Linked DNA regions of Mus musculus: regions 2, 3 and 4 are each linked to region 1. The links are chromatin loops, found by intact Hi-C in ENCODE. Cell type or tissue: left cerebral cortex. All regions are shown on one strand. Region 1 has its middle 7.7 kb from the start of Kcne1l. Region 2 overlaps Nxt2 (nuclear transport factor 2-like export factor 2). Region 3 has its middle 3.6 kb from the start of Gucy2f. Region 4 holds the start of Nxt2 (nuclear transport factor 2-like export factor 2).

The links. A loop is a pair of places that touch in the nucleus more often than their neighbours do. Peaks named below come from ENCODE experiments on the same cell type or tissue, not always from the same donor. Only the 100,000 strongest peaks of a DNase experiment are listed, where the experiment ranks them.
Region 2: it touches region 1 in a loop (7-fold over the local background); 16 of 42 quality-filtered maps call a loop at or near these places.
Region 3: it touches region 1 in a loop (7-fold over the local background); 25 of 42 quality-filtered maps call a loop at or near these places.
Region 4: a loop joins it to region 1, with 2.9 times the contacts of the local background. A loop is called at or near these places in 16 of 42 quality-filtered maps.

What each region holds. Positions count from the first base shown.
Region 1 is chrX:142,311,366-142,316,365 of GRCm38, reverse strand. No RefSeq gene overlaps it. Among named protein-coding and RNA genes, the nearest start is that of Kcne1l, 7.7 kb to the right of the region's middle. In left cerebral cortex, a CTCF peak has its summit at 1,892 (motif pointing right); DNase peaks (open chromatin) are centred at 1,137 and 1,880; H3K4me3 peaks cover 331 bases; H3K27ac peaks cover 189 bases.
Region 2 is chrX:142,234,467-142,239,466 of GRCm38, reverse strand. Nxt2 (nuclear transport factor 2-like export factor 2) reads right to left here. Exons shown (of 4, transcript NM_172782.4): 3 at 2,539-2,683; 4 at 1-1,821. The coding sequence ends at 1,640. Among named protein-coding and RNA genes, the nearest start is that of Nxt2, 8.8 kb to the right of the region's middle. In left cerebral cortex, a CTCF peak has its summit at 2,179; a DNase peak (open chromatin) is centred at 2,178.
Region 3 is chrX:142,198,026-142,203,025 of GRCm38, reverse strand. No RefSeq gene overlaps it. Among named protein-coding and RNA genes, the nearest start is that of Gucy2f, 3.6 kb to the right of the region's middle. In left cerebral cortex, CTCF peaks have their summits at 2,516 and 3,450; a DNase peak (open chromatin) is centred at 2,518.
Region 4 is chrX:142,225,977-142,230,976 of GRCm38, reverse strand. Nxt2 (nuclear transport factor 2-like export factor 2) reads right to left here and starts at 2,800. Exons shown (of 4, transcript NM_172782.4): 1 at 2,596-2,800; 2 at 1,367-1,453. The coding sequence starts at 2,610. In left cerebral cortex, no CTCF peak of the experiment used is centred here; DNase peaks (open chromatin) are centred at 1,795, 1,983, 2,316 and 2,710; H3K4me3 peaks cover 2,012 bases; H3K27ac peaks cover 1,100 bases.

The sequences.
Region 1 (5,000 bases):
TGGCAAACGATCAAGCCCCATCACAATTTAACACACTGTTGGCTTGACTCAGGAGCCACTGAAGCATTACTGTCTAAGAACAAAGTCCAAATTCAGACTGATGGCAGTTGACACAACTGGTTTTCATTTTCTCTCAGCGTGGAGCGGGAACAATTTTTCTCATGGTCTAGGGCCTGATTTCAATCATCCCTAAATGTTCCTGGGTCATTTCCCAACTCAAAAGCACTCCGAGATTCCGGCTACCGCAACATGGAGACTTTCCCTGCTGATGTGAGAGTGAAGGCAAGTGACCTCTGCATGTTTCTTGAATGTGTCAAGTGTTGGCAGGTTCTCGAAAATCCTCTGTCCACTACCTTCACAAACAGGACCAAGGAGGAAACAGATGACCCAGAATCAGCTAGATCACTCTCTGCTATATGCCACGTAGCTGGCACCATCTTTTGGAAGTTTCCATTAGCAAGTCCATTGGCTAGTCAGTTCAAGAGCCCATGTCTTTTGTCTTTCTTCATCACCTGCTAAAGTAAGCAAAAGAGTACAGTGCATAGAGCTAGGCTGTGATCCTATACTACCCAGGGAAACCTATGGGCTGTCTTTTTACTAGCTGGGTAACACCAGGAAAGGTAATTAACTTTTCTAAACTTCTCAAATTTGTAAAGCAGGTGTATTAACTAGTACCTACCCCTGTCCCCGCCACCCCACCCCCCAGGATCAGCATGGAGATTCAAGAGTTAGCGTAACACCTAGATTTTGGTAAGAGTTGAAAGTGACTGTTCCCTTTGGGGGCAGTATGCTCTGAGTTCCCCCAGGTTCAGTAAGAAGCCTCCCTCCTGGCCCCACAGCCCCACAGCCTTCCTGTTGAGAAGGAAGTAACCACAGCCACATACACAGTGTTCTGAGCCAGGCTATTGCGTGTTCAGCCTTTGCCTCAGACTCCCGTGGTAAGCATGGTGGTTCTCGCCATCGCGTGAAGAAGAGAATGTTTAGCCCTGTCCTGGAACTCCCTTTGGAGACCAGGCTGGCCTCAAACTCGGAGGTCCATCTGCCTCTTTCTGTGTCTTCCTCCAGAATGCTGCCACGCACCACCATCACAGCTTGGCTGAATCTGTTAGTCCTAATTGCCGTGCTTTGCTACAGACCTCTGCCAGCGTTCTGAGCGTGCCCCTTTGTTAAAATGGTCAGGCTGGCATCTGCCATTTCCTTGCCCTCTTGGGAATTTTAGCTTCATCATATCAAGAACCATATCATAGCAGGACCAGAGAAAGTCCTTTCTCTGGGCTCTAGTGACTAGAAATATTGTTTCCTTTTCAATTATATTTTTAATGATTTAAAACAATTAAATTTTTTCACATTATATACCGATTGCTATTCCTCTTTCGGGTTCCCTCTCATAAGTCCCGTCCCCCATACCCACTTTTCCACTGAGAAGGTGAAGGCCCCCTTGGATATCTCCTGACACTGGCACATCAAGTCTCTGTGAGGGGAGGCACATCCAGACAAGGCATTGTATGTAGTTAGGGGAGCAGACTCCACAGACAGGCAACAGCTTTAGGGAGAGTCCTGCTTTAGTTGTTGACGGACTCACATGAAGATGGAGGTGCACATCAGCTACATATGTTGGGGGCGCGCGGAGAGGGGGTTGTTGTCCAGCCAGTATATGTTATTTTGTTGGTAGTTCAGTGTCTTGAGAGCCCCCTATTCCTGTGGAGGTCACATCCTCTTTGGGGCCTTTAATTTTTCCCCCAACTCTTCTATAAGAGTCTCCGAGCTCCAGCCAATGTTGGGATCTGTTTCAGTCAGCTGATGAGTGGAGCCTCTCAAAGGACGGTTAGGCTAGGCTCTTGTTATAAAACAAACAAAAAAAAACTGAAGAAAGTGAAAACCCCAGTCCGCCACCAGATGGCGCTGTAGGACTCCAAGAGAAAAAGTGCTCCTCACCCTCCCACTTCCCACTCTTTCCCACAGAATGCTCCAAGTAGCCACACATTTTCTTCTCTTGTTCAAGGAAGACTGGGTGGGTAGGTGAAACATTTTCCAGATAATGCCCAGGCAGGAATTGGCAGAAATCTAACAATGTCATTTATGACCTATGTCTTCCGCAAAGTTCCGGAAGGTTAGTCTTCATTCTTTAAGAGGCATGCCTTTCTTTCAAATATCTCCACATGCTTTGTAGATCCTCCTCACTATTAACAAGCTAGAAATAAAATCAAGAATTGCCCAAAGCATGGAAGGAGGTTGTGAAGTGGAATGGAACTATTTCTTGCCTGGGAAATGATTTATTTGGATTCTGGTGGCTTCCCTATTAACTTACGTCCTTTCTATCTCTGCCTTCATTTTCTCAGCTATATGTAAAATAAGAAGGCCCATGAGACCTTATACTTGGAAATGCTTTCCCCCTGCTATCCTTTGTACACAGACAATAGATAGCAGTATTATAAAGCTATGGTAATGAAGATCTGGTTCAAAGCTCAGATTGGCCATCTGTGAAGTTACTTCCTATCCTAGTTTCTTCACCCATTGGGCTGCAGATTCCTTACATATAGAGTGGGAATGTGCGTACTGCACAGAGTTGTCATTAAAGACTCACTGAGATTCCTCATGGAAATTGCTTAACACATGCACGTTCAATAAAACCAATTATTCCACAGGGATGATGCTCACATTTTAGCACATGTGTGGATGTTCATTTAGTGATCATCAGACTTAGGGTCAGCTAAGAACTAAAACCAGGCTTCCCCTTAGAAGTCTGAAGGCAAATCCATTTCATAGATGCAAGACAGGGCTGTGAATATGAATGAAGCAGAAGGCTGCAAAAGTAACCCCATGTGATTGAATTCCCCATCCATTACTTGTGGGAGCATAAAACAATTTTCAAAACCAGTTTGGCAGTTCCTTATAAAACTAAACCACATCTTTTCTACAACCTAAAATTTCTACCCCTAGGTATTTACCTAAGGAAAAGGGCTACACATAACCTGAAGAGGATTTCTATAATACCACTCACAACAATGTGATCTCTAATAGTCAGAAAACAGCAAGCAAAGTATTGCTCAGCAATGCTAAGAAACAGACTGCAGATACTTGCAAGAATGCGGATGAGTTTTGAAAACATTGGGCTGAATAAAAGAAATCTTTTTTAAAAGAGAATGCTATACATTGTCAGTGAGAACTTAGTGTAGCCACTGTGGAAAATGAGTTTAAGGTACCTGGAAAAAAACCCTATCTGTATAATGACCATGTATGGGATCCAGCTATTCCACTCCTGCTTGTGTAGCCAAAGGAAATGAAGCTGACATGTAAAGGGCATACCCATTTCTTTTGTTTATGCTATTCACAACAGCTAAGATATGTAGCTAGCCAAATGCCTATCAACAAGTGGATGGATTGAGAAAATGTGCTATATGCACACTGTCTTGGTTACTATTTTATTGCTTTGAAGAGACACCATGATGAAGGCAACCTATAAGATGCATTTAATTGGGAACTTGCTTACAGTTTCAGATGAGTACAGGATCATCATGGTGGGGAGCATGGTGGCAGGCAAGCAGTCATGATGCTGGAGTAGTAGCTGGGAGCTTACATATTATTGGCAAGTTGGAAGCAGAGAGAGCAAAAGCCTAGGTCTGGTCTGGGCTTTTGAAACCTTAAATCCCACTTACAATGACATACCTCCTCCAACAAGACCACACATATAAATCCTTCCTAAACAGTCCACCAACTAGGAAATAAATATATGAGCCTATGGGGGCCATTTTTATTCAAACCGCCATCACACACAAAAGCTAACCTCAAAGTAGAGTAACATTTACTAGAGCAAGATGGTAGGATTAAGAATTGGAAGAAAGGAGGTATGGATATGATCAAAGTACTCTATATGCAGTGTGGAAGCCTCACATTAAATCCCTTCTGTATGTACAAGTAGGATCATGGGATTAAAAAATATTTCTCAGCTAGGAAGAATACTCATTTAGTAAAGCACCTGTCTTGCAAGTGTGAGGACCCGAGTTCAATCCCCAGGATTTACAAAAATACCAGGTGTGGTGATATATATACACATATACAAATGTACACATACATATACACACATGTATATGTGCATCTATACACACATGATCACACTTATGTACATGCATACACACAAAAGAAATCTATTTTATGTATATAAAATATATATGCATAATCTGCATGCCTCCTCAGCACTCAGGAGGCAGTCAGACAGATCTCTGAGTTCGATGCCAGCCTGCTCTTTAGAGCAAGTTCCAGGATAGCCAGGGCTGTTACACAGGGAAACCCTTCTCAAAAAAACAAATATATGTATATGTGCATATATACATATATGTATCCAATTATCTGTTTTATTGTTCTTTGTAGAATTTAACATCCCCTCATATATAATTATTTGTAATGTGTCTCTTTTGGAGCTAACATATACAGAACAGGGACTTTGGGAACTATACTCCAGCCTTAGTATGCCTGGCACTTATTAAGTGCCCAATAAAATTTTCATTGAAAAAACACGTGCATTTAGAGTGATGTAATATTCTCCATCTCTTTTGAAAGCACTCAATAATAAAAAAGAACTGTATAGCAAGATGATTGTTTTGTATCAGGAACTACAAAACACCTAGTGAAACATGCAGTTTGTTTTCATTTAGAGCGCCTGTGTTCTCCATATCTGTCAGGAGCAGTCGACGACAGATCTATAGAAGCTTCTGCTACAGAACTAGATAGAACACACAAGACACCAGGTGGGAACAGCCTGGTGGAAAAGCTGGAGATCCACCTGGTTGGGGAGCTGTTTCCAGGCAGATGTACATCTTTGGCCCATTCACAGTGTTTTTGTTTCTAAGGCAATGCTGTTTAGCCATCTCAGAATAATAAGGCTTCCCTAAAAGAATTCATGCTTCATGATTCTACTTATTTTGAACCTCCATTAACAGGTGAGACTAACCATCAATGGAAACACTTTACAAAATACTTGCCTCTGGTTGAAGGAGGCAATT
Region 2 (5,000 bases), 77 kb after region 1:
GCAGTGACTGGGCATTTTAATTATTTTTGCTAAAGATATAGTTAATGGAAAAAATTCAAAATAAGAGCAAGCTCACTCTGAATAGACTAGAATGTATATGTTTTGATAAGAACTTAAATGAGCCATGGTTTTAAATATCAGTTCTATCACCTTCTATTTAATTTAAATAATACAATAATTATAAATATAGTACATTTCTGAGCCAAAGTAAATTACTAGTTTTAAAATTGAGTGATAAAAGATTAATAGTGATCATAATATAGAACAAACCTTGCATATTTAGTTTAAAATACTTAAAAATTGCAAAGAATTATAAAGTTTAACTAAAAGCTAAAAACACTATATTTTTGTCTTTAGAAGCTAAAACATAAAGTTTGTTCCTTTGAAGTTTATCATGAAGATCATTTCTTTGATTTCTGGATTTTTAACCATAGGCAGAAATGTTTTAATAATATTTTTATCCAGTGCCATACAGAAATAAATCATAAAATCAAAGACTTAATTTTAAAAAGTAGGTAAAGCCGTTGACAGTGTAAAAGCCATGGAAGAAAATTATTCATGCGCATGGTAGGTAATACATTGGAGGCTTGGGGCTTGAAGTTGATATGGAAGAATTTGGAGTTCAGCATGTACAGAGACTGAGCATAGCTTTCTTTCGAATTCTCAGATTCGGAGACAAAGTTAAGTTTACAGCTGATATCTTAATCCCTTACATTCAGAAAGAAGCTGGGGTGGATACTGGAGACAGGCATGAAGGGGAAGTAAAATAATCTTAAAATCCAGTTTTTAGGACCATGGCAAGAATTCTTAGAGACTCTTGGGATGCAAATCCTGAAACTTGGCTCCACTTCCAGGAGGTAGGGAACAGGTGTGCTCCCTCTTTTGGTGTTGGCTTCAGCCTTAGATTTCTATGTTTCTCATTTCTTACTCTCCCATTAAAGCTTCTGTTATCACTCCCATTTATCACATAAACACATTGACCTGAAGCCGGCACGAACAAAAGGTTTCAGAGTTGTGACTGCCATTAAATGCACCCGATATACAAGTATCAGTCGAGAACATTTTTTTCCCCACCTAATTGATTACCTCATTTCAAAAGGAAACATGTCAATGCAAGAAAACAACACGGACTATTATACAGTTATATGCAATTAAAATATGTCAGAACACTAGCGTAAAACTAAGTTGAACAGACTTCAAATACTTATATATTAAAACTTTAGTGTTAATCGTAAACAGGCATGTGCTTCATTGAGAAATTACCCTAGTAACTGAGACTATCCTACAGAGCTATCTTGTGCTATCCCATAGAGAGTAATACAAAAGGACTCCATTTGTGCAATAGATCGGGTTCACAGTGAATATCTTAGTACCTAGATCATGTTTAATATTACCTTGAGAGTGTCAGTAGTGGAATGTATGCATAAGGCATGTAAAAAAAACTATCTTTAAAGCTCTTAAGGGCAATAATCCAAACTGGCAGCTGATCTAGCAAAGGCGCTGCTAAAAAAAAAATGTTACATACATTTAGTTTTAGCACATACACTTAAGTTTGTAGTACTTTTGCACGAAATATATTAATTCTCCTCTAACTTCTCTTGCTGGAACTAATGGACCAATAGAGTGGGTTTTTGCTCCTTTAAATACTAGCCCAATCTTGAAAACGGAAGCAATCACTTGCAATCTTCCACACAGTGCTGTTAGGAGTGCTCTGCGCAGTCAGCAGGAAGTTCTGGTTAAAGAAGTGCTGCTTGTTTCCATCAAACTTCACAACTCCACTGGTCACAACGAGCACTGTAGTTTGGCACTGGGTAGCTTGCTCTTTAGCAACAGAAACAAGAGAAATAGGTCACTTATCTAAGCTTATGATGTAATGTTAAAGTATTTTTATGACTATTCTGTACTTTAAGCAGGCATCCCAAAGTTAATAGTTTAATATTTAAAAAAAATTAACATGATTTTTTTAGTCCAGAAAGATTTACAGAGTACTCTCAAATTTCAAAACAGAGATTAAAAAGCTAACATGACCATATGCTCCCTACATGTGTTAATATTTCATTACATATCTAACATCATTCACAGTTTGTTTCTGAAGCCATTCTTCAGGAAACATAAGGGCGAATATCATTATAAACAACTATATGAGAAAGTAAGTACTCCATCTAGAGGTAAGTATTGCACACTGCATCAATCCACTGTGAATCAAATTTTGTCACAAGTCATTCTTTCACAGAATACAGTTCTCTAAAATTTTAACAAACACTCAAACGCATTAATCTATGATATGACATAAATTATTTTTTCTGTAGGCATTCTCCTTTTCATTAACAAAAAATCACAATCTCTCAAAATTAATGGTGGTTATCTGGGGTGAAAATCACCTAAAAGAAGACCCAAAGCCTGACTGTATAAATTTGTTTTTGTGACACTTAACTTGCTTAAATAAGTAAACACACCCACTACTGAAGGTTACTGCTGCTTGGGTTGTAGACCTCAGTGTTTACGAACCTAAAATAAAGGAGATAGTTTGATACTCACCATGAACTGGTTGGCAATCTAACATATTGATCTGGAATTCGCTGGAAGGCAACATCTCAAAAAAATTAGCAAGGGCTTCCAGCCCTGTAACAACATTTCCATTCCAGATTAGAGTGGCTTTGTCCAAATACAGCCTGACAAGTGCCTAAAAAATAAAGGAAAAGTTTAAAAATGGATTTTTTACCCATAAGCATCTTCTACAAATGCATTAAGATTAGACGGGTTTGGGCACAATCTCAGTGGAGGGCCCCAAGGTCCCCAGAGGACTCTCCATGCTGCATACACCCTAGGACACCCGGGATCTTGAGATCACTGTGAGTGGAACACAACATCAGTTCCAAAAATCCCAGAGGGTCATGTGCTAGCAGCAACAGGGTCAAAGCACAAAGGCAGGCCCTAGCACACCCAGAAGCTTGGGATCACTGAGACCAGTCTATGCAGGAGAGCACATGGGCTTCAGAAGCAACAGAGCTTCTTGGACAGGGTCCCTTTGGGCCTTCATCCTCAGCCAGGAGGCGGGGCTGAGACCCAGACTCCTGGACACCTTCCCTGCCAGAGGAGAGTCAGCCTCCAGGGAGACCTCTGAACTCAGGAATCAGGAGGTGGATCTGAGCTCCAGACTGCTGGACACCTTCCCTGCCAGAAGAGAGCTTGCCTGCAGAGAGTACTCTGACCACTGGGACTCAGGACAGAGTTGGTCTCCCAGGAGTGCTGACAGAGGCTAAAGAATCACAGGAGGAACAAGCTCCAGCCAGAGACAATTAGAACATCTAACACCAGAGATTGCCAGATGGCAAAAGGCAAACTTTAGAATCTTACTAACAGAAATCAAGAACACTGGGCATCATCAGAACCCAGTACACCCACCACATCGAGTCCTGGATACCGAAACACACCGGAAAGGCAAGATTTGGATCTAAAATCATATCTCATGATGCTGGTAGAGGATTTTAAGAAGGGCATTAATAACTCACTTAAAGAAATACAGGAGAACACTGCTAAAGAGGTATAAGCCCTTAAAGAGGAAGCACAAAATTCCCTCAAGGAATTACAGGAAAACAATGCTAAACAGGTAGAAGACCTTACAGAGTAAACAAAAAATCCCTTAAAAAATTACAGGAAAACACAACCAAATAGGTAGTGGAATTGAACAAAACCATCCAAGATCTAAAAATGGAAGTAGAAACAATGAAGAAAACCCTAAGGGAGGTAACTCTGGAGATAGAAACCCTAGGAAAGAAATAAGGAACCATAGATGTAAGCATCAGCAACAGAATACAAGAGATGGAAGAGATAGTCTCAGGTGCAGAAGATTCCATAGAGAACATCGGCACAACAATCAAAGTAAATGCAAAAAGATCCTAACTCAAAGTATACAGGAAATCAAGAACACAATGAGAAGACCAAACTTATGGATAACAGGTATAGATGAGAATGAAGATTTTCACCTTAAAGGGCCAGCAAATATCTTCAACAAAATTATAGAAGAAAACTTCCCAAACCTAAAGAAAGAGATGCCCACGAACATACAAGAAGCCTACAGAACTCTAAATAGACTGGACCAGAAAAGAAATTGCCCCCGACATGTAATAATCAGAACAAAACATGCACTAAATAAAGATAGAATATTAAAAGCAGTAAGGGAAAAAGGTCAACTAACATATAAAGGCAGACCTATTAGAATTACACCAGACTTCTCACCAGAGACTATGAAAGACAGAAGATCCTGGACAGATGTTATGCAGACCGTAAGAGAACACAAATGCCAGCCCAGGCTACTATATCCAGCAAAACTCTCAATTACCATAGATGGAGAAACCAAAATATTTCATGACAAAACCAAATTCACACAATATCTTTCCAGGAATCCAGCCCTTCAAAGGATAATAAAGGGAAAACAACAACACAAGGATGGAAACTACACCCTAGAAAAAGCAAGAAAGTAATCCTTCAACAAAACTAAAAGAAGACAGCTGCAAGAACAGAATCCTAACTTTAACAACAAAAATAACAGGAAGCAACAATTACATTTCCTTAATATCTCTTAATATCAATGGACTCAATTCCCAAATAAAAAGTCATAGACTAACAGACTGGCTACACAAACAGGATCCAACTTTTTGCTGCTTACAGGAAACCCATCTCAGGGAAAAGGACAGACACTACCTCAGAGTGAAAGGCTGGAAAACAATTTTCTAAGAAAATAGTCTGAAGAAACAAGCTGGAGTAGCCATTCTAATATAGAATAAAATCGACTTCCAACCCAAAGTTATCAAAAAAGACGAGGAAGGGCACTTCATACGCATCAAAGGTAAAATCTTCCAAGATGAAGTCTCAATTCTGAATATCTATGCTCCAAATGTAAGGGCGGCCACATTCATTAAAGAAACTATAGTGAAGCTCAAAGCACACATTGCACCTCACACAATAATAGTGGGAGACTTCAACACACCACTTTCATC
Region 3 (5,000 bases), 110 kb after region 1:
ACTTACCAGTACCCTGGAGCTCTTGACTCTAGCTGCATATGAATCAGAAGATGGCCTTGCTGGCCATCAGTGGAAAGATTGGCCCATTGGTCGTGCAAACTTTGTATGCCTCAGTACAGGGGAACACCAGGGCCAAGAAGTAGGAGTGGGAGGGTAGAGGAGTGGGGAGAAGGGTATAGGGGACTTTTGGGATAGCATTGGAAATGTAAATGAAGAACATACCTAATAAAAAAATTGAAAAAAATGATTACAACACATATGCTATGACCTATAACTTATCTTCATGTACATTGATGTATTTATTTCACTTTTGAGAATCTATCCTAAAGTAAGCATTGTACCATATTGTAAATAGGGTTATATTTAAAGATTTCACATTGCAGCATCATTTATAATGAGATAACTGGAGACAACGTACATTTATAATCCTAGAACATAGCTGACCTCACTTTAGATGGGACACAATGAAATATTCTGCAACCATAATAGTAATGTGTAAGTTAAATCATAATATTAACTAGAGGCTTTCGTTTTCAAATATCATCGGTACAGTGCCTTATACCTATAAATTTCTAAAGGGCCTACAAAAGAATTTGAAGCTTGACTAAAGTTCTTGAAGGTATTGGCTCAACTCATCCAGATTATTCTGAAATCCAAGTCAATAAATGGTAAGTAAATGTCAAAACATACAATGCTTTGGTTTTATGAATGCTTATAGTTTAATTCAGAAAACTCTAGTAGTTTGTTGAAGTGTATGCTTGTGCCGCAGACCCTCTGGGTCCCTATGTCTTCATGGAACAGGTCTCTAGTTGCAGGTGGGCAAAGCGTTGGATGAGATGACAGACAGATACACACAGGAGAGGTTGTGTAGAATCTGAATGTATTTGTCAGGTTGAGCATCAAACTTTTTATAGTACAGAGAATACAAGGGTCAGAAGTCACAGCAGGCAAGGTACATTGAAGTTACCAGGTACAAAACAAAGGAATTACTTCAAAAGGACTTACAGGAACCAGGTAAATGTTTACAGTAAAGATAAAGCAGTCCTGCCTAGGATCAGCTTAGTGACAGGCAAGGATTTCACATTCTAGTGTTATACCTTTGAACCTTGTGAAGGCACCAGAGGGTTCTGCTCTTGGCAGGCCTCAAGAATAATGTAATATCACAAACCCCTAATTTCCTAGGCCTTGCTAAATTCTTATATTAGTGTAACTTATCTGGAGAATCTCCATTTGTCAGGAGAATATACCAACTTGCTTTTAATATGCAATGTAGCTTGTACTGAAGATTTCTATCTCAGTGAGATTCCCTGGCTCTTTCTGCAGACCAGTTGAGCCACTGGCTCTGTCTATTGTAATGATTAATTAGTTGCTGAATAGGTTAACTTCCTTACTGCCTTCTCACAGGATTCTAAGCTTGGCGGCTTCTGGGATCTTGGAACACTGGGGAGACTAACTATAACAGAATTTGATCTTAAGAGGCATTTATAATAAAATATTAAAAGAGAGCTCATAGATCCATACACCAGACTAACTCGGGAATAGAGTATGAGTATGAGAACACCAAAACTCCAGGAGGAGAGCTTTCTTGAAACTCTCTGCCTCGTGAGTGGCTTTTAGGCTTCAGAGCCTGTCACGCTGACTCAACTGGAGTGTGTGGCATGCTTGGATGTTAAGTTTATAAGAACTCCTGTGTATATATAATCTCTACTAAGAAGTATGTATATGACTATTTGCCCAAATAGATGCCTGAGTATCACATGCATGCCTACTTCCTGAGGAGACCCACTGCAAGAACAGCCAATGCTCTTTAACGGCTGAACTATCTCACCAGCCTCTATATTAATTTTCAAAAGTATATTTACCTGTATATGTCAATGCATGTGAGAGAAGACATGGGGCAGGGCAAAAGTGCAGAGGGCCTACTTAAAAGGCCTTGGTTGATAAGAAACAGTATTATGCAGCTCCTGCTGCATCCAAGAGTCATCATCTTTCCTCCCCACGAGCAAACTCAGGACTTAAGGAATGTACACATCTAATTCCAGTGTAGAAATTTAGGAAAAGTGAAACTGGTATTTGAAGAGAGATCCAGTTTGACATGGATTCAACCTGTGATTGTAATGAGTACATGTGTCATAATATCATATTTTGAAGATAAACTACATCAGGCGTAATGGTGCCTGCTTTTAATCCTAGCAATTAGGAATAAGATTAGGCGAGTCTGTGAGTTTGAAACCACCCTGGTATAAAATATAAACTCAGGGTAGTGCCTCTAATGACAGATCTTGGGAGTCAGAGGCACAAGGATTGCCACAAGTTTGGGCCAGTCTGCTGTGTAAAGTGTAGCATTTTCTCAAAAACGGAAATGCTAACACAAATAGGACATTTAATATAAAGAAAATATTTTAATGGTTTTTAGTGTTTTCCATCACAAAATGTTTTCAGCCTCAAGTTAGAGAAATTTTGTAGCCATAATGATGTAGTAGTGACATCGTGTGGCTATGTATTGTCATTGCAGCGTTGGTTTTAATTTCAGTTGTGAAGTTGACCACTAGAGGTGAGCACTGAGCTCTATTCTGTGCATGTATTCTGGATTAACAATCTTCCACCTGTCCTGTTAAAACTGCAGCAAAACAAAACCACTACTGATGGCATAGATAAATACATGCTTGCACAAAATAATGTGCATGAAAGTTACTTTCCATTTCCCCCTGTGCAGTCTGAAGAAATACAGCAAACTTATTAAGTTCTAGGTTCTCAAACCACACTCTGTGTATTCCACTTATGACCTCATCATTTACTAACCGTGTAATATTATTCAAGCTACGTAACCTAAATAGAACTACTCATTTATATATATGTATAATGAGGTTAGGAATTGTCCCTGTGTCTTAGGGATGCTCTGAAAAGTAAATGAAATAATACATTTGCAGTGCCACTTGTGAGGATGTGCAAAATAACTGGTAATTACATTGCACCTGATCCCAGACTATTCTCTCTCTCTCTCTCTCTCTCTCTCTCTCTCTCTCTCTCTCTCTCTCTCTCTCTCACACACACACACACACACACACATTTGTTTTTTGTTTTGTTTCTCTATGCAGCCCTGGCTGTCCTGGAACTCACTTTGTAGACCATGCTGGCTTCAAACTCAGATCTCCTTGCTTCTGCCTCCCAAGTGCCACAACACTTGGCTGAGACTTTTTTAAAAAAAAATAATAAAAAGAGTTAATGTGCCTCCTGTTGAGCAAATAAACATGCTAAATGTGATAAATGCAAAAGGGCCCTTGCTAGTACAACTGAAAGAACTAAAGAGATTTCAGTGATGGGGCTCAGCAGTTAAGACACTGGCTGCTCTTCCAGTGGGCCTAGGTTCAATTCCTAACACCCACATGACAGCTCATGACCATTTGTAACTCCAGCCTCAGGAAATCTGATGTCCTTTTCTGGCCTCCATGGGTATTGCACACGTGTTGTGCACAGACACATATGTAGACAAAATTCCCATACACATAAAAATATCAAATTATTGTTCAAAACATTTTAAGAAAGAAATTTCAGTGGGATGGGTCACATGAAACAATTTTTTAAAGGTTGAAAGGTGCCAATAAGTGCCCTCATTGGAGATAGGGGGGCTGTGGAAATGTGTGGTGTCTAACATCTTGCCTGGTAGCTTTCCTCTTAATTCATACTTGTTTTTCCCTAACATGGTCCCCAGGTCCGTACACCATTTCCTGACCTGATGAAAGAACTTATCCAAGGCTTCATTCTGAATGATTAACTACGGGTTTGTCATTGTGGATCTATTTTTATTGCCCACACTCCAACTTTCACCCTAGTCATGAAAGGACTATGAGAGTTGTGGGCTAATGCTATGCAAAGCCTTTGCCACTTTTCCATGAAGTCCTCTGTAGTGTTTAGTAGGAAAAAAAAATCATTAAATGGAAAGAGACTATATTTTCTTTTGTTTGCAGTCATAATTACAAAGGAAGACAGGGGACCAGCTAGATGGCTCAGCAGATAAAGGAACTTCCCAAGCAAGCCTAGAAGCCTGGAGTCCAACCACCTGAATTTATCTAACAGGTGAAGGAAAGAATGATCTGTCTCTGTAGGCACTCAAGGGGGATACATGTGCCCAGGACCTCTCTTTATACATACCCAAGAGAAAAAAAATACTACTTCCACTTAGTCTTTTGTTTTGTTTTGTTTTGTTTCAGAAACAGGGTCTCTCTGTATGGCCTTAGCTGTCCCTGAAACTCACTCTGTAGACCAGGCTGGCCTCAAACTCAAGAGATCCACCTGCCTCTGCCTCCTGAGTGCTGAGATTAAATGTGTGAGCCTCTAATGCCCTCTCTGCCCACCTGAAATTTTATATGAAATTACAGCTTCAGAGATGGCTTAGTTTATAAAATGTTTGCTGTGCAAGCAATGACACCTGATTTTATTTTCTAGGATACCCATAAAAAATGTGGAACAGTGTAGCATGCTCCTGAGATCCCAGTCATGGTGAGACAGGAACAAGAGCATCCTCTGGGCTTGCTGGCTACCACTTTGGCCAAAGTCTGCGTCAGTGAAAAGCCCTGTATCAGAAAAAAAAAAGTGGATAGCGATTGAAGAAGACACCGAACTTCTTGTCTCTGCATATATGCACACACATCCCCACATATGCCCAGAAAGCACACAAATCCCCAGAAAATCTTTTCACATGAAATAGAACATTTCATAATGGCTGAAAAGTGGGAGCAGGCAAAATACCAAACAGCTGTTGGTAAATATGATATGTCCATGGTAAGTAAAAAGTAGTATGTCCGGGAGTGTGTAAAGTAAATGTGGTATGTCCTGGAGGGTGTAAAAAAATGTGTTATATCCTGGAGGCTATAAACTAAATGTGGTATGTTCAAGTGGGTATAAAAAGTGTGATATGTCTAAGAGGGTGTAAACAAACAAAATGCAGTGCTTCCAAGAGGGTGTGAAGGAACAAAATATGGTATGTTCAAAAGAATGTA
Region 4 (5,000 bases), 85 kb after region 1:
TCTGAAAGCAGATCTTAGCTCTGGCTGTACTGAAGCTCACTATGTATACCGGGCTGGCCTTCAATTCAGAGAAACACCTACTTGTTCCTCCCAAGTGCTTGGATTAAAGGCATGTGTCATTAAATTCAACAGCATATATTAGTTCTGAAAGCACCAAGACAGGACAAATGACAGATATTCATGACAAAGGACAATAAACATCCATTGTCATAGCTTTTGCCACCTCCAGTTTCAAGTCAGCAATAATAACATGTTTTATCTTACTTTAAAAAGTTTTAAAAATAACAAAACTGTCCTGCACTGGTGGGAGAACAAGGCAAGGCTCATTCCATCACATACTGGAATAATTAATTCCTTTAAAATAGAGTTGAGATGGGGTTGCAAGATGGCTCAGTGGTTAAGAGCACTGACTGTTCTACCAGTGGACCTGAGTTCAATTCCCAGCACTTACATGTCAGTTCACAACTATCTAACTCCAGTTCATACATGCAGGCAAAATACAAATGCACATAAAATACTATAAAAATAGAGTTGAGGAATAAATTACAATGAAGATTTAAAAAAAAAGTGAGACCTTGATCTATTGAAAACTAAAAGCATGTCTATTCCTGGAATTCTTATTGTGAGCACCAGCTACAACTGAGAATCTTAAGCAGACCAACAGATGTCCCTGCAATGACACACCATTCCACACCATCATAATTTCTTTAACTATGTTAATTCGAGGGACTAAGAAAAAATCAACTATTTATATACAGGTGTGCTGGACCCAGTTATATGAAGTGTTTAATTTCCGAACTGGGGATATAGGACAGTGGTAAAGTACTTGCATAATCTGTTAAGGCCCCGAGTTCAATTTTCAGCACCGCAATTTTTTCTATTTAAAAATAAAACGAGGTAAAGAAAACTTGGGACTTTGCCTATGAACATGGAACTAGGTAAAGTCAAACTTATGATTCCAGAGCTGATATCCCCACCAATACCTTACCATGCCCTCTATAAGCAACTCGTTTTCTTTTTATATTTTTATTTAAACGTTTTTAAATTTAAATATATTTTGATCATATTCTTTCTCTCCCCCAAGTCCCACCAGATCTTTTCCCCAGCCTTCCAACATGTTTGGGTTTCAAAAAACCCAAACAAAAACTTAATACAACAAAACACTTCCCAAACCAAACCAATAAAACAAAATAAAACAACACCAAAACTGAAAAAAGAACAACAACATAAAAACAATCCACCAAACTGTACTCAAATGAAAGCAACTCTTCAAGAACTTGTGCACCATAATTACATATGCAGGTCAGATAAATGGTATTTTAAAAATAAAATTTAAACAAAGAACAATAGAGACTATAAAACTCACATGTCGTCTTTTGTCCATTGTCTCATAGTAAATATTGACAAATTCCTCGGCAGCTCTACATGCCTGATCCACATAAGTTTTAAAATTCTACGAGAAAATATTCACAAATGTAGATTATAATTCCACCAATCCCCCCTCAAGCACAAAATACACAAAAGAAGTTGTCAATTTATGCTCATCATTCTAAAGCTGCATTTGAATTCCACTCCTATGACATAAATTTGAGTATTAAGATTAAGGCACAAATTTCTGCTTGAAAATCTGCTGCTAGTTTTAGGTGTATGTCTTTAAAACACATTCATCTCCCATCTTTTCATTCGTCACATATGAATCTTGGTTCTTTGCTTGGCATGTATCTGTAACTCGGAGATGTGCAGAGGCAGGGACCCTAGGTGTGAAGTGTGGGCAATTATTGAGTAGGCTAGCAAAGCGCTTCATTTCAAGCGCTTATGACCAAGCTCAAAAGCTACTGCGATTAAAAAACAAACAAACAAACAAAAAAACCAAAAAAAAAAAAAACCTGTCAAAATAGAAGTGAACGTCTAAGCAGCCTCACGGAGACATTTTTCTTACGTTATATAACCACTCACTCGTGTCTGGAAGTGAATTGCAGAACCTAAGAAATGAAACCCCTCAGATCCATTCTCACCAGAGTATCCCTGATGAAGTAACCCTTTTGTGGAGGCAGTTCTAGTCTTTGAAATAAATAAAAACAATCGCCACCCTTTTTCAGGGATCCGGAGCTTTTGCTTGCTCTATCTATCTATCTATCTATCTATCTATCTATCTATCTATCTATCTATCTATCTATCTATCTATCTATCATCTATCTATCTATCTTTAAGCGCCAACGGAAAGAGGGCCACCTAAAGCCACCGGCCACAGAGCTGCATCCTCACACAGGCTGCTGGACTCCCACCAGCCGCTCCATCTCCGGAGCAGGGGGCGGGCGGAGGGCGCGAGCTCCGCCCCAGGGGCTGGCGGGCTGGAGCCTGATTCGCCACTCGCTCATGCTCGCGCCTCCTCCCTTCTCCCTCCCCTCCCCTCCCCCCTCCCCTCCCCTCCCCTCCCTTCCCCTCTCCCTCCCCTCCCCTCGGCTGCCCTCCCCTCCGCTGCCCTCCCCTCGGCTGCCCTCCCCTCCGCTGCCCTCCCCTCCCCTCCGCTGCCCGAGCCCTAGCTTGCTTGCTCCTCGGCCAAGCCGCGGGCGCCAGGAGGTGTCACGCACTCACCACTGCCAAGGCCATCAGGGGGCTGGAAATGGTCTGCTCCAGAGCTGGCCCCGGAGATGTCCGCACTTCCGCGCTCGTCTGGGTCCTTTGGCTGTGGAAGGATGAGATGTTTAGCAACAAAACGAACCTCGCCAATGGCACAGATTTCTCAACCCGCCCATTGTCCCCCGGAAGTAGCTCAGTCCGGTGTTAAAATCACCCCGATGTTCCAACTTTAAGCAGCGTTTCCCTTCAGTTCCGAGTGATCCCGCCCATCCGTTTTAAATTACTTGCAAACTGTTTATTTACCATAAGAGAAACAGATAAACGAAAAAACTAACCAACCTACACCATCCCCCCAAAACCCCAACAAAACAGAAGGGGAGGACCTTGCTTTTGTAAGCTTAATATGGAAAACAAATACATCTCAAGTTCCCAGCTACCTGTCCTGGCACAAGTTAATATTAAATATTCAATTTTGGGTGGGAACCTCTTCACACGAGGAGGCGGGGCCAAAATTTGAAGGCCAACGAGAAACGGGGGGGGGGGGAATCTATGTCCGTAGCCAATAGGAAAAGGGGGCAGAACTTATGGAAAGTAACACCAACCGCCAACTGCACGAGGGCTGAAAAATTTTAAAGTACAGGGGGTGCTGAAAACTGTTTAAAGTACGGCCAGTGGGGTTTAAAAACTGTTTAAAGTTCTAAAATGTTCTCCATTTTGAGCCTTGGCCACTAAGCTTCGCTGGGCTGCCTACAATTTCTCACGGTTTAATATACAAGCATTTCACGGATTCTCGCCACTCTGGGGGGATTATATAACAAGGACTACCCCCCTAAACCCTACGGTGTGTGTTTCCACAGCGTATTCAAGAACAGCAGGACAAGAAACAGTTTAGTAGTGATCACAAGCACGTTTCTAAACATTTTTACTCATACTCAATTATTTATGACAACTATAAGTTAAATATTATTTTCTTATCAGTCTATTTAAAAAAGTGATTAACCAGCGACTACCTAGGATTTAAGTACAAGTAATGTTTCACTACTCCACTGCCATTTTTTGTTTGTTTTTGTTTTTTGGTTTTTGTTTTGTTTTGTTTTGTTTTTTGTTTTTGTTTTTTTTCGAGACAGTGTTTCTCTGTATAGCCCTGGCTGTCCTGGAACTCACTCTGTAGACCAGGCTGGCCTCGAAGTCAGAAATCTGCCTGCCTCTGCCTCCTGAGTGCTGGGATTAAAGGCGTGCGCCACGACTGCCCGGCTCCCACGACCGCCCGGTTCCCACTGCCATTTTTTTTTTATTACGTATTTTCCTCAATTACATTTCCAATGCTATCCCAAAAGTCCCCCACTTCCCTACCCACCCATTCCCATTTTTAAATATCACTGCCATTTTTTAAAAAAACCAATGATTTCAAAGCGGCTACCGCCGGACTTCTAATTTTTGAATCAAAATATTTCTATAAACTTACTATTTGTAGTTGATTTGTGGCTCCACCCAGGAACTGCCCGAGTTTCCAAAATGTTGGTCCCCATTGGACCAGTTACTTCGAAATTTTTTCATATCTTTATCCTCCGTCAGCTCTCACTATCCCACTAACGGTTACCGCTCACTTCTCCAAAGCTGAGCAACTGAACGTCACTGCGCGTGCGCCTTAGTTACTTCACTTTTTTTTTTTTTTTTTTTTTTTTTTTTTTGTCGGCGATGATGCTCACTTCCTGTATTCTTTTTTTTTTTTTTTTCGGGACAGGGTTTCTCTGTATAGCCCTGGCTGACCTGGAACCCACTCTGTAGACCAGGCTGGCCTAGAAGTCAGAAATCCGCCTGCCTCTGCCTCCCGAGTGCTGGGATTAAAGGCATGTGCCACCAAGCCCGGCTTACTTCCTGTATTCTTATAATTCTTATAACTTCCGGCGCGGCTGCTCCCACAAGATGCCCCACTGTTCTTTATATGCTAATGAATCACAAGTCTGTATCTTCAGTTCTAGCTTTTTTATGGAGATGAATTATACATACTGAATTTGACTAATAGTGAAAATGAGAATGGTCTGCATGTTTCTCGGGTTTCTCAGAAACTCAAGTCCAAAATTTAAACTAATTTTATTCCAGTTTATTTCAATTCCATAATTTTCTCAATCAGTTATGTGTGGATCTTTGGATTTTTTTATTAATGTTTGGTTCTCCTCTTATTCTTTATTCTATCCACAAGTATTTATAATCATTTACTGTGATCCAGGCATTGTGCAAAGCTCTAGCTGCTAAGCAGTGAACTTAGTGGCCATAATACCACTGCAAAGCTTAATAACAAAAATGGCAAAAAATCAAGTATGTACTAATAAGGTTTAAAGGAATTCCACGTAATGAATTTTGAATATCTAGTTTTGGCCACTCTCTAAAACATTTTCTACCCCACCATCTCTCTCTGT